2 separate regions of the Homo sapiens genome follow, and region 2 is linked to region 1. A link is an interaction called in ENCODE POLR2A ChIA-PET data of the cell type or tissue named here. Cell type or tissue: PC-9. All regions are shown on one strand. Region 1 overlaps DMBX1 (diencephalon/mesencephalon homeobox 1). Region 2 overlaps MMACHC (metabolism of cobalamin associated C).

Evidence for each region. Peaks named below come from ENCODE experiments on the same cell type or tissue, not always from the same donor. Only the 100,000 strongest peaks of a DNase experiment are listed, where the experiment ranks them.
Region 2: POLR2A ChIA-PET joins it to region 1 with 9 read pairs; 1 of 35 experiments calls an interaction of 5 or more read pairs at or near these places.

The regions. Positions count from the first base shown.
Region 1 is chr1:46,515,712-46,518,211 of GRCh38, reverse strand. DMBX1 (diencephalon/mesencephalon homeobox 1) reads right to left here. Exons shown (of 6, transcript NM_172225.2): 6 at 1,996-2,500. Among named protein-coding and RNA genes, the nearest start is that of TMEM275, 19 kb to the left of the region's middle. RefSeq lists an enhancer at 424-1,275. In PC-9, a CTCF peak has its summit at 716; a DNase peak (open chromatin) is centred at 971; H3K4me3 peaks cover 535 bases; H3K27ac peaks cover 1,277 bases.
Region 2 is chr1:45,508,007-45,510,506 of GRCh38, reverse strand. It overlaps MMACHC (metabolism of cobalamin associated C), which reads right to left. Exons shown (of 4, transcript NM_015506.3): 3 at 2,143-2,295; 4 at 1-1,711. The coding sequence ends at 1,292. Among named protein-coding and RNA genes, the nearest start is that of MMACHC, 9.0 kb to the right of the region's middle. RefSeq lists an enhancer at 1,453-1,542. In PC-9, no CTCF peak of the experiment used is centred here; no DNase peak of the experiment used is centred here; H3K27ac peaks cover 734 bases.

The sequences.
Region 1 (2,500 bases):
GTCCTTGTTTCCCTCCTCATCCTCACTGGCTGGCACCACCCCCACCATCCTCAAGCCCCACCCAGACAAGTCCCTTGTTCTTTCAGGGCTCAGGGCTTTGGCAAGCTGGCTCAATCCTGCAGCTTTCTATGAGCTATGCCTCTCCCAGGGCACCCTTCTCTTTGACTTCCTGGTGAACACTGGACCCATGAGACTCAGGTCAAAAGTCTCCCTCCCAAGGGGCCTTTCTGATCTCCCTAGACTGAGCTAGGGGTCCTCTTCTGTGCTCCCACAGGTATCCTTTTTTTTGTTTGTTTTTTGTTTTTTGTTTTGAGACAGAGGCTCGCTCTGTCGCCCAGGCTGGAGTGCAGTAGTGCCGTGGCTCATTGCAACCTCCGCCTCCCAGGTTCAAGCAGTTCTTGTGCCTCAGCCTCCCGAGTAGCTGAATAGCTGGGATTACAGGCACACGCCACCACACCTGGCTAATATTTGTTATTTTTAGTAAAGACAGGGTTTTGCCATGTTGGCCAGGCTGGTCTCGAACTCCTGACCTCAGGTGATCTGCCCACCTTGGCCTCCCAAAATGCTGGGATTACAGGCGTGAGCCACTGTGCCCATCCCAAGGTCTCCATTTTTTGAACACCATATCACCCTGTGTTGTAGTGTTTTCCTTACTTGTTTCTATGTAGCCAGCTCCCAGCACAGGCATAGGCATACAGCAGGTGCTCTGTGTATGCTGAGTGCATGAGTGATTTGAACTGCAGTGTTACCAGGGTACCCTTTATGCCAGGGAAGGTGTGTCCCTTGGGGCTGAAGTACGTAGGAGGCAGTCAATGGCTCAGGCCAGGGGAGGGAGCAGTGGGAGATTTGAGGCAGATATTTGATCTCTCAGCCCCTCCCAGGGAGGCAGGGGACAAGGTGAAAGGGAGACGCTCCCCGCCCTAATCCTCAGCCCGCTGGGGAGAGAGGAATGCGTCTCCTGGGGTGGACCTGGGAAGTGGGGAGGTCAGGGCCCGCCCCTGGGAAGCCTAGCAGACAGCTGCCTGCATACATTCAGGTCTGCTGGGTTCTCCTACCAGGAAATCCGCAGACAGAGGAGACTGTCACCTCCCCTAAACCTCAGCCAGGTGCATGCACCACCTCTTCTGGCTCTTGGCCCTGCGCCGGCACTCTGGAGCACCGGGGAAGAAGGTGGAGCCAAAGCAGCCAGGACTGAGCAGAGATCTCTTGTCTTCTTTTTCTTGAAATGCAGCTGGAGGGACCAGGGTTTCACAGCAAGAACTTCCTGGCTGTGCATTTTTTCTGCACTTATTGCCTATATGTACGGTCTTGCCGTCTATCTCGCGCTGTCTCTCCTGCTCATCGTGAATGTGCTCGTACACACACAGATGCAAGCAGACACTTAGGAATTCATAGCACAGGTTCTCAGACCTGCAGATAGACTTATAACAACACAGACACACCCCAGCGCACCATGGCAGAAAGCCCTCCTTCATCCTCTGCTTGCTCACCTCTGAGGACAGAGCTCACAGCCTCTGAAGGCTTCCCTTTCCACTGGAAAATAGCTCTGGCTGTAGATCCAAATGTCTCTTCTTACCACTCCCCTTTGGCCCTGGCTTACTTGCAGTTTTCCACAGAGTCCCCTGCCTCTCTCTGTCCTGCAGACCCATCCGTCTCCCAAGCTACACTGAATACTCCCAGGCATTGCTTGTCTCAGGCGTCCCATGTCCCAGGCTACTCTGCCACTTGTGTTTGGGTGAGGTCCAAACAGCCTAGAGAAGATGGAACTGTCTCCCATTATCTGCTCCCCTGCAGCCACTCCAGAGTGGCATCCCGGCTGCAGATTAGTAAGGGCCACAGAGAGAGCTACACAGTCAGTGTGACAATGGCCAATAGTGCAGTAGGTCCGCCTCCCTCCCCACTGGCCATGGCATCAGAGGGGCAGTGAACAGACCTGGAGACACTGCCTGCTCAGGCCACTGCGGGCATCTCTGGGAATGAACATGGACTGAGGTCTGGGCTGCTGGGTTCTCTTTTATTCGCCAAGTAAGACAAAGAACAGGTCACAACATCACAGGGAATGAGACTGACAGAAGGACAGATACACAGAGTGTCATGCAGCACTACACAGGGGGCAGGCGAGGGGACAGGCAGGGGTGAATTAAGTCTTGTTTTTTTCCACTAACAGAATAAATAAATACAGTACACAGTGTCTTTGCCATGGGCTGGCACGACCTCTAAGCACAAATGGTCACAAAACAGCTGGTTTGGAAAGCAGTCTGTAGAGCCCACCAGCCTTGGAGTTGGGGTTGGGATCCGGGCCCCTGGACCATGCTCTGAGGGAGTGAGGAAACAGAGAAATGGAGACTCAGACAGCAGGGAGAGGCCAGGCATGAGGCATTCCTGGAAGGGACAGTCAGAGCTTGAGCCTCTGGCTTTCAGGCCCAGGTTGGCCCAGCAGGCCTGGGAGGGGCTCCAGCATCAGGTGTGGTGGGCCTGTACCCTCTGCCCACAAGAAGGG
Region 2 (2,500 bases), 1.0 Mb after region 1:
CCCAGAGTGGTTCTGAATTCCTTGCCTCAGGCGGTCCTCCGCCTCAGCCTCCCAAAATGGTGGGATTACAGGTGAGCGCCACAGTGCCTGGCCAAAGCTCGTTTTGATCCTCATTCATATGTCATTGTCCTCAGAGAGGCTGTCAGCTGGGAAAAGTTATTCTCCTGGGCCCTTGAGGCCAAGGTAGATTCAGAACTGAGGATACTTCTGTGTATCATGTGATACCATTCCAGCCACTTGTCTTCCTCAGCTACTCCCACCTGCCCACCCCTCTAGAACCGACTACACCCATGAGCAGCAGTACAGAATTCCCAGGGCCTTTGGTAATGGCCAACATACTGCTTACTATATATGCCAGGTATTTTTCCAAAGTGCCTTACACGTGTTTATTCAGTCCCTACCTGAGGTAGGTACTTTTTTTTTTTTTTTTGAGACAGAGTCTCACACTGTCACCCAGGCTAGAGTGCAGCCATGCAATCTCGGCTCACTGCAATCTCTGCCTCCCTGGTTCAAATGATTCTACTGCCTCAGCCTCCTGAGTAGCTGGGACTACAGGCCTGCGCTACCATGCCCGGCTAACTTTGCATTTTTAGTAGAGACGGGGTTTCACTGTATTGGCCAGGCTGGTCTCAAACTCGACCTCATGATCCACCTGCCTCGGCCTCCCAGAGTGCTGGGATTACAGGCGGGAGCCACCACACCCTGCTGGTAGGTACTCTTTAGAGGATATTTGCCCCTTAGGCCCTGTAACAACATCTTGGGGAACTGCTTAGAAATGGGAACAGATAGAGTCTTGGCTGGGTGCGGTGGCTCATTCCTGTAATCCCAGGACTTTGGGAGGCCAAGATGGGTGGATCACGAGGTCAGGAGTTAAAGACCAGCCTGGCCAATATGATGAAACCCCATCTCTACTAAAAATACAAAAAATTAGCCAGGTGTAGTGGCAGGCACCTGTCATCCCAGCTACTCAGGAGGCTGAGGCAGATAATTGCTTGAACCCAGGAGGCAGAGGTTGCAGTGAGTAGAGACTGTGCCACTGCACTCCAGCCTAGGTGACAGAGTAAGACTCTGTCTAAAAAAAAAAAAAAAACTCATTTGAAGGCAGATGGGAATTCTGGTTCCCTGGCCTTTATCTTGGCCAAACCTAACTTCCTTGAGCCTTGTTATCTTCATGGAAGATCTCTACTATATTATCAAAAATAGTAATCTTGTACTCAAAACCTTTTGCTTTGCCAAAGCCAATTAAGTCCTAGCAAGTACCACCATAAATCAGGGTCCACATGGGAGAAAATCAAGGGCCAGGGGATGCAGGTGGTGAGACCCTGGGGCTGAGCCAGCTCCGGGCTCTGCTGGGATTCCCAGGCTTCTTGGGGGCGGGTGTGGTAAAGGGAAGGTCCGGGGAGGGAGAACTAGGCTTCTCTGAGGGCTGAGCCAAGCCCAATAGGGCCAATCGTTGGGCAGGTGGAGTGGAGAAGTAGGCCTTCTGCTCTTCTGAGTAGCGCTCCTGGGGTGTCACAGCATCCCGGTAAGTCCAATCACGCCAGTGGAAATTGAAGCCTTCGAGTAGGGCGATACGGTCAGCTCTTGTAGGTACACAGTCATGAGGTTTTCTGGGTGGCAGATCTGGCACCTCTATCCCTGGCAGCAGCACTACCCCTCGGATGGCAAACCAGCCCCCAAATCGGGGGTGTATGCACACACCTGATATGCGCTGGGGAGAGGGTGAAGAAAAGCAAGGTCATGGAGGTCCCCTTGGCACCAAGTCAACTGCCATCATTGCAAGCTAGGCCTGTTCACTTCCCACTCAGTGTACACTGACTACATAAACCTCTGTCCTTTTCTTGGCAAACCCTTTCATAAACTATTCTGAGCACAGGGAAGGGCTGGGCTTCCTAGTCTCACCACTAGTCTTAACACTGCTGTGCCCCCTGTATCCTAAGACAGTTCTGCAGACTAAGTTTTCTGATCTCACGAGTACCCAGTTAGACAACCGCATGTGACAGGACTGCCTCCCATCCAGAACAAAGCTAATTTGTTCTGGGTTGTGTCACATCCATCCAGGGAAGGCTGAGGAATGTGGGACCTGGTAGGGAGAGGCCTTTACCAGTCTATCTCAGCCTCTATTTACATTTTCCCTCTCACCTGGTTCCCCCATGGGTCAGCCTCCACATCTTGTCGTTGGTAGTAGTAAGCAGCCCCAGCTACATGGGCTGCTGTCTGGGCCAGGATCTTGGGGCGTCGGTTGGGGTGCACCTCGTAGTCAGCAATGATTTCTATCTGCAGCTCTGGGAGGCTCTGGAACAGTGGACAAAATAGAGGGTACTGTCAGCATGAGGGGAGTTATGACCTTGTCCGAGGGAGCCCTAGTTTGTTTTGTGTGTGTGAACATGGTCCTGTCCTCAGAAGGGAAAACATGACCTTAACTTGGGAGGCTCCAGTGTGGACATAGTTATAGTTATTTCCAGAAGGGCACATGTTTGAAGGGAAATACATAACACCT